Linked DNA regions of Homo sapiens: region 2 is linked to region 1. A link is a loop called in an ENCODE intact Hi-C map of the cell type or tissue named here. Cell type or tissue: Panc1. All regions are shown on one strand. Links, peaks and the distances in the headings refer to the core of each region. The heading gives the core; the rest is flanking DNA. Region 1 holds the start of ZNF618 (zinc finger protein 618). Region 2 overlaps ZNF618 (zinc finger protein 618).

What was found. Peaks named below come from ENCODE experiments on the same cell type or tissue, not always from the same donor. Only the 100,000 strongest peaks of a DNase experiment are listed, where the experiment ranks them.
Region 2: it touches region 1 in a loop (5-fold over the local background); 5 of 110 quality-filtered maps call a loop at or near these places.

Annotation. Positions count from the first base shown.
Region 1 is chr9:113,872,287-113,881,231 of GRCh38, reverse strand. ZNF618 (zinc finger protein 618) reads right to left here and starts at 4,923. Exons shown (of 15, transcript NM_001318042.2): 1 at 4,819-4,923. The coding sequence starts at 4,851. RefSeq lists enhancers at 6,499-6,999, 7,000-7,500. In Panc1, for the core only: CTCF peaks have their summits at 4,149 and 4,348; no DNase peak of the experiment used is centred there; H3K4me3 peaks cover 554 bases; H3K27me3 peaks cover 263 bases.
Region 2 is chr9:114,028,342-114,037,286 of GRCh38, reverse strand. ZNF618 (zinc finger protein 618) reads right to left here. Exons shown (of 15, transcript NM_001318042.2): 11 at 8,315-8,554; 12 at 4,559-4,642; 13 at 910-987. Among named protein-coding and RNA genes, the nearest start is that of AMBP, 45 kb to the left of the region's middle. In Panc1, for the core only: CTCF peaks have their summits at 3,535 and 3,736 (motif pointing right); no DNase peak of the experiment used is centred there.

The sequences.
Region 1 (8,945 bases), core at 721-8,720:
AATTAAATATAGCACAAACACAGACTCTCTAACTCCAGAAAAATTTCTCTGGCAATTTAAACTAAAAGTGGGGAACAAAAGACAAGGACTCCACACACTTTAGATCTCCTCTCCAGCAAGAAGACCTTGCAAAGACGCTGCCTTCAAACTTGTATCTGCCTTTCCATATGTCCTTCCAGACTCATCCAAGGCCAACAAGCTGGGGTATGTGCCTGGGCTGCCCATGTGGCTGAGCTTTCTTCATATGTGGCCCTTGAAGTGGGCTCAACCAGGGCTCAAAATATGTGGCACAGGACACCTAACCCACAGGGTTCACCTAAAAGTTAATTGAGATAATAAATGCAAAAATAAAGTATAAGCAATAAAGTGCAGTATACCTGCAGCACATCATGGCGGTTCAGCTAGTCCAGTACCTTTCAAACTCTTTTGGCCGTGACCCACAGGAGGAAATCTATTTCAAATCACACACATACATCCACAAATATAAATACAAGTTTCATGAGAGGATACTCACCTGTACCCTGTGGTATGCCTCTGCTATTTTTTGTTCCCCTATATTCTAGTCTATTCTTGTTTTTAAAAAATTCTGATTGTGATTCACTAAATTGACTTCACAGGCCACTAATGGCCCATGATTCAAGGTCTCGCCTGGGAATGGTAACTAAGAGGTACACTCTCCACTCTGATTTACAATGCTGTTTGGCCACTGCACCCCTCTCTCTAGAATATGGGAGTCGGGATATGGCCTCAGAATCCTTCTCAACACAGTGATCCAGGCAGCCATAACCAATTCCTTGGAGTTACAATCAGAAATGAAACCTATTTATTATTATCCTTGATCTGATCCCAAGTGTTCATTTTATAAATGCAAAAATTGAGGCTCTGAAGGAAAAAGTGATTTGTCCAAGGTCACACAGCAAGACCTTGTGGGGGCTAGGGCTCCTGAAAAGAGCCACTTCATTTTACATCACCAGAAAGAAGGTACAACTGACCCAAAACATCACAAGAACATGGAAAAAATTCAAAATTTCCTCATGACCATGAGAAGTCGGCTTATATACATCAGTCATATATGGCAAGGAAGTTCTTATCACCCACCAAGGAGAAGACGTAAGGATTCTGAGGTCAGAGGAAGCAGCATGCCAAGAGCTGAGTCAAAAGTGAGAAAAATATTGTATCTGACACTGGAGGAGTTTTAAAACCCAGTTTCTCAAGTGAAACAAGCCATTGGCTGTTTATTTTCTAGGACGAGGGAGAGGTCAGCCTTATACTGACCAGCCATCTTTGTTGCTTTCGTTCTGCAAAAGCAAGAACCCTTGTTCAAGTTCACCTCTGTGCAGAGCTGGAAGTATAAGCAAACCTCTTTTCCTAGCTTGCTCCAAAGTCAAACTATAAAGCAGGCCCTTGAAATTTCAAACCTTGTTAGAAAAAATTAAAAAAAAAAAAAAACCTCCTTAGGCAGAAAAGCAAAACATTAAGTAATAAGAGTCTCCACTGTGAAACTGAATATAAACGATCTTTCGCCAAAATAATTCAGCCCATCATCAAATTACCACCCCCAAGTCCAATTTGCCAGATATTTTGCCCAATAATCTACGAGAATGTGGTGAACAGACAGGAGCTAATAAAAATTAGCTCACATGTCCATTTCTGGTCACACGTCCACCTAAAATAGGAGGTGAGAGAGCCAAGGCCAAGGTCAGATCTCAATCCAGAGAGAGACACCAATAGAAACAAAAGAAAACTGGCCCCGCCCCCAATAGAACCATCATGCACCTCTACTTCCTTTACAACAAACATGATCAGAATAACCAATTTAAAAAAAAAAAAAAAACAGAAAAAAAAAAAAAACAGTTCTACAAAACCAGAAATGATTTTCAACTTCTAGCCATAGACAACAGAACAAAATTTCAGCAGAATGGAATGAAGGAAGCTGAATTGTGTGTCAGGAGATCCAGGCCACACAAAGGGACGTGCTGCAATATTTTTATTCCTTGCACCAGAAATAACCTGTTATCTACAACCCTGACTTTTTCTCAGATGCCCCTACCCCCCTCCACCCCTCCCCAGCCCATCTCTCCTTCATCACTGCTAAACTCAGGCCTTCTGCCTCATGAGGCCTCCAAAGCCCCTTGGAAATTATAAATTCCTTGACCGTCCTACTCATCGGCCTAAATAATTCAACAGAAAAAAATTTTTTTAATTATGCTACTTAAAAAAAAAAAAGCTCATTCCAAATATGTCAGAATGTGACCAGTCAGCCCTGAAGGATTTCGTTACTAAAAAAATAAAATCTCCCAAATGCAATGGCGATGATGGGAAATGTCAAACCTCTGCCATTGTCAAATATATTTCACAGAGATAATATATTTGACTTATTCCACTTAAACATCCAAATTTCCACAAAACAGGGTTGGGAATCTATGGACTGGGGCCACCAGTTTTCCCAAGACCAGCTAGTGGCTGGCAAAAGGAGCAAAGGGTTTCCTTTCTTGCCCCAGGTGACCCACCATCAATTTCCAATCCAAGGTCCCTCCAAGATCCCGCCCTGCAAGTCCTAACAATATGCTGTTTTTGGACAGAAAAATTGTAACTTTTGGGGGATAGGCTCAAAATCCCCAGCAAGTTCAATTAGATACTAATTTATCACAAAACGCTTCATCTTTGGGTGGGTACTTTATTCTCATCTGTCAAATTTCAATTCGGTCAATATTTATTTGCCTTCTTAAATTTTTTTTTCTTTTTTGTTTCACCTTCATGTGATTCATTTTAAGGCCAAAACCTCCACATGAAATATTGTTTGCATATATGCTTTCATATTCCAAAGGCAAACCTTGGGTTTGGCTTTTGTTTGTATTTTGATTATTTTTCCTTTATTTTGTTGCTGCTAAAACCAGCTGAGTTGGTGTTATATCACATTTCTTCAGCAAAGTAAGTGTTCTACCAAGGAAGATGGATAAGAATCAGAATTTTCATCTCCTTTTTGCCCATCCCTCTTTTATCTTTTTCTTGTTAAGTCAGTAAAATTTGTGCATTTTTTTTTTTTGGTCACAAACCCCCCAAAATGATCAAGGCTAATGGATTTTTCCCCCTTTGAAAGTAATCAGGTTTTTGAAAAATAACAAATATTGATAAACTACCAACCCCACATCACAATCAAAGAGGCCTGAAACCAATCTAAATTTTTTTTAAGTAATAAATTTTTCAAATTGGAAGGGTGAACAAGACAGAAAAGGGAAAATTTTCTTCCTTACCAAGGATTCCTCAATCCTTGTCTTCATCAATTGATTCAGTTGCATGTCATAAAAAATGAGCTTCTGTGAATCCACTGTTAGTTTTTTCATAATAATGTTAATTATGCATATCTTATTTTAATGGCGGTCTCTCCTACAAATCTGTGGGCTACTCAATTTGTATAATGTATGAATTTACATTTTTTCCACTTAATATTGCTCAAAAAAGGTTCCTGACATTTTCTGGATAAAACAACAACAAAAAAGAAATGCCTAGACCTTTCAGGAAACAAAATCAGAAAACAGTCTTAATTATTCCATCAAAACAAAAAAAACACACACACACACAAAACCCAACAAATACAGAAAAAAAGAAAGAAAGGATTTCACTGTAACTTTTCTAGTTTCTGTTTTCTTTAGAATCTTAGGATTTAAATGCAGTAAAATGTAAATGCAAAATTAAAAAAAAAAAACTACAATTTTTGGGTGTGTCCAAAGCCAACATTTTAGGTTCTATTTTCTCTTTTAAATCCTTCGTTCGTGGAAATAGAAAAACTTTAAATATTGCCATATAGAGAAATTAGTCTTTTTTTGCCCGCTGAGCTAAACAAGTTCCAAATTACAATGAAGTACAATTTCTAATTGCTTCATAAAGCCAATTCTCTCAGTTTTCCCTAAACTCAACAATTTCCCTCCTTTCTTTATTCCAATTAGTTTTTTTCTCAAACTAAAATGAGTTGGGTACCCAAACTGACTTTGCTTTTAGGAGGTTTTTTGCTTTCTCCCCTCCAAGAACTAAATTCATTCAAATTCCAGCTTAATTTTCATTTACATATTATCTGGATTTGGCTTCAGAAATAAAAATTGTCTCCATGCTTCTGGAAAGATCAAAGTGAAAATTTTCACCCGAAAAAAGAAAAAAAAAGAATCTCTTACCCCTCCACTGCCTGGTAGTGCAAACTTTTGAAAAAATAAGAAATAAAAAATATTTCTTTTCAATTTTAATTTCTTTTTTATTTACAAAATAGTATCCTCTAGGTGGCGTCGTTTTAATGGGAAAAAACTACCGTTTGAAGAAAAATTAGAAAAAAAAAATTGAGAAAGGAAAATATGGCCTAAAAAAAAAGATTGTTGCAAAAATGGGGGACCTGGGGGGAAAGACCTCCCGGGGGGTCATCGGGGACCCCGAGCGCAGAGAGGGTCAGGGGAAAATTGCAAATTTGGGGGGGAGGGGGCAGAGCTGGAAGGGGTTGCATTTTTGCAAAATGTGAATTGTCCAAACTGAAATGGCTGCTCTGTTCTCTCGCCGCTTTGTTTTCTGGGCTCCGGTCCGAGCCCGGGGCCGGAGGGGGCGCTGGGTGGGGGCCCCAAAAGACCCCCTCGTCACCCCCACCCTCCTCGCACCCCGCAGCGCCCGGGGGGGTGCTCTCCGGACCCCGACCCTCCCGATTGCGCCCACAAAAAGCCCGCAAACGTGCCCAGGCACTTTGCATTTTGCAAATCTTGCAATGAAGTGGCGCAGCGCCCCGGGCCCCGGCCCCCCGGGGTCCCCCGCGCGGTGCATGCCCCCGGCCCCCCGTCGTACCTGCGGAGCCGCCGCGCCGCCCGGCTGGTTCATGGGTCCGTGCGGGAGGAGGCGGCCCCGGCGCGTCCTGCTCCTCCCGGGCCGGGCTGCTGGTGCGCGCACAATGCCGCCGCCGCCGCCGCCGCCGCCGCCGCCGCTCCCTCCTCCGCCCGCCCCGCTCAGGCCGGGGGGGCGGGGGCGCTGGGGGCGCGCGGGGGGGGCGCCGGCCCTCGCCCCCACCCCCGGCCCGCACCGGCCGCGCCGCGGCAGCCGCTGCCGCCGAGCCGCCCCTCGCGGGGCCGCCGCCGCCCCCCGCCGCCCTGCCCGCCCCCGGGCCGGCCTCGCCGTGCGGCCCGCGAGCTCGGGGCCTCGGCCTCGGCCTCCGCGCTGCCGGCCTCCGCGTGGCACACAAAGCCGGCCGGTCCAGGGGCGCGCCCGCCCTCCCGTCCGCCAGCCCCAGTGCCGCGGCACACCCGCCCCCCCAAACTTTCCCGCGCCGCGCCCTGCCCTCCCCGCGCCCCCCGCGCCCGCTCCCCGGCTCCCTTCTGCCCTCCCCCAGTCCCCCAGCCCCTCGGAAATGTCATTTTCACGCTGGAAAAAAAGTTCAGGGAGCCGGCTCTCGGCGGAACGCAAGAGGTTAATGGGAACTCTGTACCCCGCTGTACCCCCCCGCCAAAAAAAAACCAGATTGATTTTTGAAATAAAAGTTTTCAAGAGCTGGCTTGCTGGAAGACTGGAAGGCTTATTGGGAATATTCTATTGCCCTGCCACTCCTCCCAAAAAAACTAATGTAATAAAATAAAAGTTTGAAGGACTGGCCCCATGTCCGACAAGAGTGGTTAAGGGGACTCTAGCCCCCCAGCCAGACTGATTTTTAAAATAAATACTTGAGGAGCCGCTTTTATGTGAAATGCCAGTGAAGCGGCTGTTTCTGCCTATCCTTGCCAAATTAAAATATATATATGTATTTCTAAATAAAAGTTTGAAAAACTGGTCCTACAGTAAGACAAGAGGGGTTAAAGGTTAAGGGATATTAGCGCCCCCCACCCCCATATCCCCCAGTTAGGTTGATTTAGAGAAGGAAAATTTGAGAAACTTGCATGTGAAATAAAACGTGAACCAGGATATTTCTTTCCAACACCCCAAAATAGCCAGTTTTTTTGTTGTTGTTATTGTTGTTTTTTTTTTTTTAACTTGAGCAACTGCCTCCTTGTGACTTGGGAAAGTTTAAAAGGGATTTTTTTTTCTATTCTCTTCCCTATTCTCCTAAAAAATCCGATTTTTTAAAAATTGAAAGTATGAAGGACCTGCCCTATTATAGAGACAAGGAGGGATTACTGGATCCATCCTACATCTCCCACAACTGGTTGATTTTTGGAATAAAAATGTTAAGAATTGCTCTTCTATGAGATGCAAGGTGAACAGAAATCCTTCTTTGCCCCTCCCCAAAAGAAAACTGCAAGGGTACTTTTCAAAAATAAAAGCATTGGAAATTAAGAGTAACCAGGTATCTTCTCTCTGCCCCCACCTTCAAAAATCAAATGTTCTTTTTTGTAATGTTTAAAGAACTGGAGCAATATGAGACAGGAAAGGTTACAGAAATGTTTTCCCTACAATCCTCAAAAAAGTTATTTTTAAAATTTTAGGAAACGGAGGCACTGTGTAGAAGACACCTCCTTTCCCTAATAAGTTAAATTGGGAGTTTAGCCCTATATGGGAGACATGAAATTAAGAAACACAACTCTTGCCCCCCTTAACAAACACTCATAACACAAGACGTTAAAAGGAGTCTTCTGGCCGGGAGTGGTGGCTCACGCAAATAATCCTTTTGGGAGGCCAAGGCGGGTAGATCACGAGGTCAGGAATTGGAGACCAGCCTGGCCAACATAGTGAACCCCTTCTCCACTAAATATACAAAAATTAGCCAGGTGTGGTGGCACACACCAGCCAGTAGTCCCAGGTACTCAGGAGGCTGAGGCAGGAGAATTGCTTGAACCCGGGAGGCGGAGGTTGCAGTGAGCCGAGACCACGCCATTGCACTCCAGCCTGGGTGACAGAGTGGGACTCCGTCTCAAAAAAAAAAAAAAAAGAGGAGTCTTCTAACCACTTCCTCCCAGACCCCTAAAAGTTGGAGATTCCTTAAAAATTGAAATTGAAAGTGGCCATTTTTCTCCCCACCAACCTGGTAAGTATGTCCCTGCCAGAGGTTTGGCAGCCTCTGCCCAGGCTGGTGTGCAGCAGGCACCAAGGTGAGTAGGGGCAGCTTGCAGAGCATGGCAGAGTTGGGTCCTGTGAGCCCTGAGCATATGTGCTGGGCAGGCAGCCCCTAGTCCACCTGCCCCTCATCCACCAGGTGGTTGGGGCCTTGTTACCTGGAAAGATGCTCCCAGATTTGATGTCTGTCTGGCTCGATCCTTGTGTGAAGGTTTCTGGGCACCTGCCTCAAGGCCGGGTCCCCGCCTCTGCCTAGTAGAGCCAAGCCTGATCTTAGGCCTTAGAGTAGAAACTAGATCCAAAATGACATGGGGTCTCAGTCACCACAGCTGAAAGCTGTATGGTACCAAGGAAAAACTCCTGCCCTGGGAGTCGGGAAAACTTGATACGATAATTATTCATTTGAGCACTTACTATGTGCCAGGTGCCTTGTATCTAGTAGGACAGACACACACCATGAAGAGGAGAACTATTTGCAGCAGCTCTTCTCAAATGCAAGTGATCCTTGGAATCAGCAGGAGAGCCTATTCAGATTGCTGAGCCCACCCCAGAGTTTTGAATTCATTTGGTCTAGGTTAGGCACCAAGAGTTTGCATTTCTAATGCGTTTCCAGGTGATGCTGATGTTGCTGGTTTAAGGGCCACCTTCTTCAAACCTTTGCAGTACAGTGCCAACAGTGAGGTGCTCAGTGCAGCTCAAGGAAGGGTCCTACCCAGCCCGGGCGTGGGTCAGCGAAGATTCCAGGAGGGTCTTAATTAGATGGAAGTTTCTCTCTAGAGCAGGGATTCTTAAATGGGGACTTTGCATTGGTTTGGGGAACCAAGAACTACTCCTTAACCAAATGTATGTCTGTATGTGCATTTTGGGGGAGAAAATCTGTGGCTTTCACTCAAGAGCATCAGTGACCACCAACCTGAAATAATCCACAGCCTGTCTTCAGGCACCTCTGGCCTATAAAAGCTCATGGTCCTTCTCAGCCTTCTTTTTCTAGAATCACTGCAAGCCCTTTCCGTTTCTTCGCCACCCATGGGTCCCAGGAGCTGGGCCTTCTATCAGCACATCTCGACCATAGAGGCATCTCCTCCCCAGGGGTCTCGGCCTTGAAGAGTGCTTCCTTTCTTCATTCTGTATCAGATGGGCCATGAAGGGTATCCTCAGGGGACAATGGCTGAGCTTGAAGTCTTCCTGACAAAATCCAGCTTATAAATGAACCCACATATTTCCCAAACCACAGCAGAAACTATGCAATCACTCAGAGCTGTGGTTTGTCTCCATTCAGGAATTAACTGAGGGCATACTCACCTTGTGGAACTTTTGGAGTGTCCTGAGGACCTGCCCAAGAAAGTGGCTAGGTACTGTATGAGGTGGCTATGGTCCCATCAGGTGCACTGTGGTCATATCTTAGCCCCCTCACTTTCGAGAGCAATGACACTGTGACCAGTGTGGGGAAGCCAAGAGAAGGGGAGGACCCCTACAAACACCAGGCGAGCTCTGGGCAGAGCTTCAAGGGGGAGGGTGTGTGGGTGGAGGAGCCAACATATTTTGTGATCGCCCAGGGGACAAGACCAGACCTGCTCTATGATGGAGCAGGCTCTGTGATACAGCGTTGGAAAAATGACTGTTGGTCAGGGGTGTGGAAGAACAGATGCTCACATCGGTGGAAGCGTGGTCCGGGAGGGACACCCACAGGCTCTCCCATCTTCTGAGGGTCTGTGGTTCAACTCGGCGTGCCTGAGTTTATCAAATTCTGGAAACTTTTTACTCCTTCCATGCCTAGCCCACTGCCTCCAGGACTAGCATTACTACATCATTTTATGAGCCCAGCCTCTGGCGTCAGTTCCCAGGTTCACTGGCTCTGGTCCTCTTCCCCTGCGGTGTGGTCTCCAGCAGATGGCTCAACTTCTTGCCCCCACTTCTTCATCTTTAAAATGATA
Region 2 (8,945 bases), core at 652-8,651, 160 kb before region 1:
AGAGGAGGACGGAGCCAATAGAAAAAAGAGCCTTGATCCCTGAATCACCATGTGGAAGCCACCCAACTAGATCATGTGCATTGGGCTATAATGTGGGTGAGAAGTAAATGGTCTGTATGTTTAACCACTGAGAATTTGGAATTATTTACTTATTCCAGCACATACTGTCTCCCTGAGACTTGTGTTATGCCGTGGTGAAATGTAATAAAAAGGCTGCCTAGAGAGCAGATGACTGCACCTGTAGCTCTAGAGCAGTGGTTCTCAAAGGGCGGTCCCTGAACCAGTAGCATCAGCACTGTCTTAAGACTTACCAGAAATGCAAATCCTAGTCCCCACCTCTGCAGACCTACAGAATCAGAAATTCACAATGGAGCCTAGAAATCTGTGCTCAAGCAAGCCCTCCTGGTAATTCTGATGTGTCCTCAGGTTTGGGCGCAACTGCATTCTGGGACATAGGGTGTTAGTGAATGAGACTCTGCTCTGAGGTGGGCCTTAGCCCAGCTTGCCTTGGGCTGCATGTCTCTCCATCCCCACCTTCTGTCTCTGCTCACCTTGATCTCAAACCATGTTCCATTTCCACCTGCACATTTCGCTTCCAGGCTAGCTCCTACTTGGCCTTTAGGACCAGCCAAGAGGCCACCACCTCCAGGAAGTCTCTTCAACTCTGTCCCACCTCTCCGTGTTCCCACAGAGCCTGTGCTGCCTCCCCACCGCCCCCACCTGCAGAGCACAGACCAGCCTGTGTTAATAACTGACTGACTGGGGCTCCCTGCAAGCAGGTTCCATGTCCTGTGACCATTTTCCAGGAAAGAGCGGCCTTCTCCAGGGGCCTCAGGTCAGGCCCTAACCATCTCTTCAATTTGCAGGAACTGAGGAAGGAGAGGGGGAGAGAAGCCGTATCCTACTTACCTGCATGGGACTGCATGTGCTCCAACAGGTTGTTGTAGAACTGGAACTGGATCCCACAGGCGCCGCAGGTGTAGGGTTCTGGAGGGAGAAATGCGGCAGCCACGTGAGGGGTGGAACCGACGCAGACACCTTCTGCTGGGCTGCAGGCAGCTTTGCAAGTGGGAACCCAAACACACACCGGGTCTCTGTGCTCAGGGCTCCGGGCCCAGCCTGCCTGCCTCCCCCGTCACTAGACCCATGAGGGAGAAGCTGGGTGAAGGAATGATGGAGAGAGGAAGCCATGCAGAGAGAGACCATTAGCTCAATTGAGCAGCTATTTATTGAGTGCTTACTGCGTGCCAGCCACTGTTCGGCGCACTTGAGATGGGGGTAGGGAGGACAACATCAACATCAACAGACCAACGGCCCTCTTGGGGCAGAGACTGAGTCTCAGGGTGTCACAGCCCCAGCTCTCTCTCTGGAACCACATGAGGTCACTATTTGCCAAGTGAACAAATGAATGAATGTATGAATGAATAAAAACCAAGGTAACAGACATAAGGAAAACAAGAAGGAAAAGGGTAAGAAGTGGAAAAAGCCACAGAGAAGCAGGAGGAAGTGGGGATCTGATGCGGAAAGGGAGGAGAGGGAGGGAGGAGTGAGGGAGGGCACGCGTAGGAACAGGCACAAGGGGTGCAGGGGCCTGGATCACTCAGCTCTCTACTCTTAGCACTCACGTCAGTGCCTGGCAGAGAAGAGGGAGGAGGAGAGAAGGAAGAGGGAGAAGGACAGAAGGAAGAGGAAAAAGAAAGAGGGGTGGGAAGAAGAGCAAGGAAAAGAAGAAAAAGACGGCTGCGATGGGGCTCGGAAGAGGTGTCCTGAGGCTGCCCGACGACCGTGAATGGGAAGGCCTGAGCTCCTGCCAGGGCTGGGGCAGCAGAGCCAAGGCTGCTGCTGGTCAGGGCTCTGCCCCACCCCGTCCAAACTGCTCCACCCGCCCAGGGCTGGACCTCGGCCTGCCTCCACCAGCTGCCGGGTCTGCCCGGGAGGGCAGCCCAAGGCCCATCTCACACAGCCTGGAGGCTCCAGGAGCACGTGGCTGGCTGAGTTCCTTCCCTGCCCTGCCTTGCCCTCTCCAGCCCCCCAACGGGACCATCACTTACTCTGTAGGAGAGGGAAAGGGTTGGAAATCAGGGGACTTGCAGTTTCTGCAAAAGAGAAACAGTTTAGCCATCTCTTCTAGTTCTGCTGTTCTGTGCTGATAGTCATAATTTTTATTCTTAATAACCAGTGAGCCAGATGGGGCTTTCAGAGGAGTGGGGAGCATCCGAGAGGAAGGCTCACAATCTGGGGTGGGGTTGCAGGGAGGCTTGACACAGAGGCCATGCCTTTCAGAGGATCAAGGTTTACTGTGGGTGCTGGGGCCACCAGGCAGGGCAAGACAAGTCACTGCCATCCCTCCGGGACACCCTACACTCTGAAAGAGTGAGGACACATGAGTACTGGTGAGAAGACATCCTTGCATGGCAGCTCACTTCAGGACAGGGAGCTGGCAGCTACTTCTAGGTTCTGGCACCAGGGTGGGGATGTTTGGTACCAAACACCAGAGCAGCCACCAAGAGCGGCTGTGCTTTGGAGGGCTCCTGCTGGCTGGCATCTCTCCCTCACTTCCTGGCACTGCCAGAGGTTGGCAAGCCTCAAACGCAGCAGGCAGCACAGCGGGGCCAGATGGTCTAGATGGGGAATCCTGGCTCCACCACTTATAATCTGGGGGACCTAGGGCAGCAATCCACCTCTCCTGAGCCTCAGTTTCCCACTCCAAAAAGTGGGGATAACAATAACATTGACCCCCATGGGGCTGTGGAAAGGAGGAAGACAGATAAGACATATAAAGCTCTGAACACATGCCAGGCACACAGTAAGCGCTCAATCAATGGTGGCTGCCAACAGCAGCAGCAGCAGCAGCAGTGCTTGCGCTATCGTTCCCGATTGTGAATATTAGCTCTGGGGGCAGGGGACGCATGGGGGTGCAGCATGGCTTGGCTGGGAGCACAGGGCACATCTGGAGACCTCGGTTCCAGCCCGGCGCTACTACTTATTCCTGTGTGGCCTTGGGCAAGTCACTCCATCCCTTTCAGGCCCACCTCTTGGAGAGGTTGGGTGGATTACGTTGTTCAAAACCTCATTCCCTTCCGCAAAGCAGTCATCAAATCACTTGGTTTACTTAAAAAATAAAAATGACCAACTATCACCACCAAAAAACCCTAACACCTGAGTATGTAATCTGTGCCAGGGACTCACTGAATGTTCACAACCACCACGGGGCTGTGTGTGTTCATCAAGCCACTTTACAGCAGAGGAGGAATTCAGAGACTAGCCTAAGTCACCAGCTAGTAAGTGGTGGAGCTGGGGTTCATATGTGAGTAACAGCCCGAAGTGGAGCTCCTGTTACTAGGCAGATGCCTCCACACTCAAGTCTGCGCTCCTGGCTGTCTCAGAGGGTCCCCGACAGTTGTGATGTGTTCGTCACCTGTCCACACCCAGGCAGTAGTGCCCAGCCCAGTGCCTGGCACAGGCTGACACCTAATATGTAGTGAATTAAATTTCAACCATGCAAGAAAGTGAGTGGGTGCCTTCCCCTAATGTAACCACAATGTGAGAATTCCTCTCCCCTCCTGCCCTGCCTCTCAGGGTACAGAACAGCTTGCTGTGCCCTGCTCGGACAGAGGCTGCTGGTGACCAGCCAGGCACCCCCCAGGCTGACCCCGGGTCTGGTGGGAGAGGCCCCTTGGCTGCTGCTCTGGACATTCTAGGGCTCTGCCGCGGTCCTGGAAGAGGCAGGCGTCAGGGGGCGCCAGAGACCACCTAGAGCCTCAGTTTAAACCCACTTGAGCAGGTAGGGGCTGGAAGGGAATCTTCGTTCCAGTGGCTCCAGGGCCAAAATGAGACCAGAACTTGGAGCCTCTGGCTCTCACAGCTCTCTCTCTCTCTCTCTCTCTCTCTCTCTCTTTTTGAGACAGAGTCTCGCTCTGTCACCCAGGCTGGAGTGCAGTGGTGCAATCTTGGCTCATTCCAACCTCTGCCTCCTGGGTTCAAGTGATTCTCCTGCCTCAGCCTCCTGAGTAACTGGGACTACAGCTACTGTATTTTTAGTAGAGATGGGATTTCACCATGTTGGCCAGGTTGGTCTCGAACTCCTGACCTCAAGTGACCCACCCACCTTGGCCTCCCAAAGTGCTGGGATTACAGGTGTGAGCCACGGCGCCCGGCCTCTTAGAGCTCTCTCAACTGCACTTCCTTTGCTTCTCCTGTAAAGAAACTGGCTGAGACATCTACCCTAAAAACATAGCAGTGGCTCTCTCAGGCCCAATCATCTGGGGTCAGCTGAGTTGATGCCGCAGGCTATGGGGAGGGGTGTTGCTCTCTCCATGGGGGAGACAGAGAGGAGGCATTGTCCACTGATGCCCAAGGCTCAGAGGAATGTCCCTGGAAGAAAAGGCCCCTCCTGCCTCTGTGGTCTCCCTCTAATTCCCTGCTCCCAGCCTCCTCCCAACAAGATCCATAATGCACCACAAAGACCCCAGCCCACAGGATGCTGCCGCGGCTGCCAGGGGGGAGCGGGCGAAGCTGGCAGCTACCGCACAGGATGGCTGTCAAGGGGCACACTCACCGCTGGAGTTCTGCGAACTGCTGTTCGTCTCTTCAAAGTGGTTTTGTGCTTTGCCTTCTACTCTCCGACTGAAAGCGCTTTCTGCTGGGTGGGGGACAGGAGAGAGAAAGAAAACAATGGTGATTGGTCAGCACTAGGTCTCAAGGGAGGGGTAGGCTGGGTGAAGGCCAAGGACTCTGCTGGGCCAACTAGCTCTCGTGAGGGCTCCAGGACCTCAAGCCAGATCTCCCCAGGACCCTCTGAGTGGCCTAGTCCCTTGGCAGGGCCCCAAGAGACCCTCCTGGCAGGGCCCAGGAGGCCCAGGCACGGGGGCCGGGGGAGTGACATGCCCAAAAACACAAAGATGAAATCCAGCAGGAGAGCAGATGGCAAATGGGCCTGAGTCTCCCATCTTTGGCTCCTGGAGAGCCACAACCGTGACAGCAAATCATTGGATCTACCGCCCACCACTCCCTGTCAGATTCTGCTGCCACGGGCCCCACCGAAGTGCATAGATGATGACAGCATGTTTTCTGGTGATTCCAGCTCCATCAGCTAGGTGGTCCCTGGTGACAGGGAGGGTATCCTGCAACAGATGGCGTGACAGGGAGAGCAGGGGTAGCCCCACACCCCCAGAGGCCAAACCCAGGCAAAGTCTGGTCAGTTGTTCCCCCAGCGGAAGGGATGGGTTCCCCCTGAGTGACTACTGGGGTGTCTCTGCTTACAGGCTGCCATCTACCTGAGGGGCCCACCCTCTTCCAAGTGCTCTCTGGAAACCCTGCAATGCAGAGATAGGGTCCAACCAGGTGGAAAACCATGAATTTTTATCCCCCACCCCCACCTGCAGAAGGTATTGAAACAGATGATCCGAGCTGGAAGACAGCCCAGCTTTTCCAAGGTGCTCTAGGCATGAGGGGGATGCCGGACGATCCCAGAGATAAAGACCTCAGGGAACCAGTCAATTTGGGATGTGCAGCTGACCCAGTGCATTTCTTAAGGAGAAACAATTTGCCCAAAGATATCAAAGGCTCCGCAAAGTCTGCCCGCAAACAGACCCATTTAGATTTACTTAACCTGGCCTTCCCCAAACATAAGAGGGGTTCCCACAGAACCCCATTTTTAAAACATTAGATTCTGAAATATCTCACAAAATTGGTGATCTTGAGAATGCACTTTGGGAAATGCCACTCTCACCTGGTCCACCCTGCTCCGGAAGAGCAAGTGCTTAGTTTGTGGGTGCCAGGGTTGCGGATGGTCATGGGGACAATGGGAAAGGAAGCCAGAGGCAGTGCCTGCAGACCCTGCCCAATTCCCACCTCCCCCCGACCCCTGTCATCCCACTGTAACAACGTCTCCTGACACAGGCTCCTTCCTGCAGAGGCTGCAGCTAACATTACAAGGACAACCCTCCCTTCAAAATGTGCCTGTGAAATGCCTGGGCTGAGAGTCCCAGGGAGCATCTACAAATTGGCACAGAAGGCCCCTCTGTTCTCGGTCTAGGGAAAGGGGTGGGGGTGGGGGGCTCTCATTCGCTGAGCACCTCCTATGTACCAGGCACTGGACCAGATACTTTACATCCAAGTTCCCTCTAATTCTCCCAAAAGCCCTGTGAGGGCTGCACTGTCATTCCCATTTCACAGGTGAAAAAACAGAGGAAAGAGTGAGATTGTCAAGTTACTGGGGTTGGATGTACTCCTAACCCTCCAAGACGGCAGAATCAGACTTCACTTTAGGGGGAGGTGCTTCCTTTTGAAAAAGGCCTTGTGTGGAGAAGTGACTGCCTACTCCATCTTCATCCTTGTGTACGTTGGGTGACTGGTACTCATCTATGGAGGACTTCTGACCAGCATGCTGGTAAACTTACCACAATTGAGGCTGCAAACTCTTACACTGCTCAGCTGATAATGCACATTTTGAATAGCTTTCCTTGCCACAAGTACCTCTGGCTGAAAAATCAACATGCAGCACCAGAGGTGAAATCCCATACAGGGACGTGCCCATACACACATGAAGGGCCACTTATTCCAGGACCAGGAGGTGACTGACAGTTTCTTCCTCAACCACATACTATCTTATCTCCCATGCAGGCTCCTGCTCCCAACCGGATGCCCTCTGACCTGCTCAGCTGGTGAATCCAGAGGTGACCCCTACCCACAAGTCTTCCAAGGCACATGAAGGCAGCCTGAGGCCTGTCCCATAGCTTGCTGAATGCCTACTCAGAGACACTGAAGCTGGAGACCGGCCACGTACCACACCCTGTGGGCCGCCCTCTGCAGAAACCGCAGGCATAAAAACTCCCAGCCACAAAGTGCAAGAGAGAAAGCAAGATTTGAAAGCCACGATTCCATGATTTAGTGGAGCCGATATCTATCACCAATGAGACCGTGATGACCAATTTGCTTCTAACTAATTTATGCTACTGTTGAAAAACACAACGGCTACTGGCTTTTCTCAACACGGTACCTGAAAAACCATGACCTTCAAACCTTCAAGGCTGACTGACTACTCTCCTTTTGGGAGATCTAAGCACAATAAACATATCTTCGAAGAATCACGCCCTTGCCCAAAATTAGCCTCCTGAACTGAGGAGTAAAGGAAAGCACGGCTTAATCACTCGGCTGGGTTGTCAGTCACCGAATGAACCAAGTGGATCCTTTACCTGAGTTCTCACCTTGATCATCTATTTATTTAAGAAATGGCTTTGGTCTCCTGAGGACAACTGAAGGGCCCGCGGTCCCAGAGGCACCACATCATCACTCTGCCCTACAACCCACAAGTCCCGGCAGGTGGCCCAGGGCTGGTTCCATCCAAACGTGAATCTAAGAATTCCTGACTGCTGGTCCTCAGCACACAGTGTGTCTGGCCAGTTTTTCTGGAGGAAATAACTTCTCGGAACTTTTTATTGTCTGTTTACCCCTCTGGAGCCAGAGTCCTTTGCAGTGTGAACTGAGGAAATGGTGGCATCCACTGATTTCCTGCTGGGCCTGTATCTCATGGAGGAGTTTCACGGGTAGTGCTACAGAGGGGGAGGGCAAGAGACCAGAGATCTAGGTCAACCATCCGGCTTATCCTGCTTTGTTCAGAGCAGATCCTTGTTGAAATGACTTTTTTTTTTAAATTAAGTTTTCTGAAAGGTGGGAGATGCAAACTCATGCCAACAGGGTCCAGGCAGGCAACAGAAACAGATGAACTGGGTTGGATGTAAGACAGACAACAGTGTGATCACAATGAGAAATGACACCTGCCACATGGCCATTGTGTTGGGGAGGCAGTAAGGCGTGGTGAGGATGTGGAAAAGTGGAGAGCACACACTCTACTCAAGGAGGCAGCCAATCGTTGTCCTGTAGGAAAGTGGGTCCAGGACTGCCAGGTTTGACTTTTCAATGTCAGGTAGAAATCAAAAGTTTTACATAAAATTTGATGTTCAGAAGCTGGCAATTAACTAAAAAATTTTTTAAACCTTGTGAAGAATGTCAAAACAGGCCCCTCAGGCCATGATTTGGGAAAAAATATTCTACTACTTAAAAAAAAAAGTTTGCAAACCTCCTTGTACAACCCTCTGATTTAAGGTGAGAAGACTTGGCTCAGAAATGTGAGGTGGCTTGTCATGGTCACAGAGCCAGCCAGAGGCAGAGCTGGGACTCAGATTTGTCCCAGATCACTACGGGACTGCCACTCTTGCTCTTGCAAGGCAACAACAACCCCAGGCACAGCTGTGGCAGGTGGTGAGAAGGGCAGTGGGGGAGAAAGTGTGGGGGTCACATAGGCCATTGGTACCTGCGGTTGCCTTGCTCGCCGGAGATCCCGAATTTGGAGTGCGGAACGTCTGGGTTTGGGTGGCTGGAGGGGTGCGGTGTAAGAGGGTGGCACATCGGACCACGGAGGCCGGAGCTTTTTTCCCCGACTGGTTCGTCTGGGTCTTCGCTGCCACGAAGCGTGGAGATGGGGAGACCTCTGGATGTGAACACTCAGAGCCCGTGTCTGGATCATCCGGTGGCTCCCACCCGGGGGCAGTACCTGAGAGGGTCACGCTCTCAGTCCCCGAGGGCCCTCCCAGCCGGCAGAGTGAGTGGCCTCTCGGGCCACCAGCCCCACATTCCAGGGTTGGGACTGTCTCTGTCCAACCTCTTCTTGTGCCACAGAGAACAAGGATTCTCACTTAACTCAGAGCCAGAGAAAGTCCAGGAGTCTGGAACCTTCTGTCAGCTCACGCTTAGTTATCTGGAGGCCACCAACCAGCCCACTGTGTAGGTCACCCATAACCCTTGACCAGCCCAGTCTCTGGACTGACTGGCTCTTAGGGCATCTGAATTGGTTAACCCAGGCCCAAGTGCATCTTCTAGAATGTTGGTTTCTAAGCTCCTTTTCCTTTAAAGGAAGGCTGGCTTGGAAGTTACAATAGGAAGTA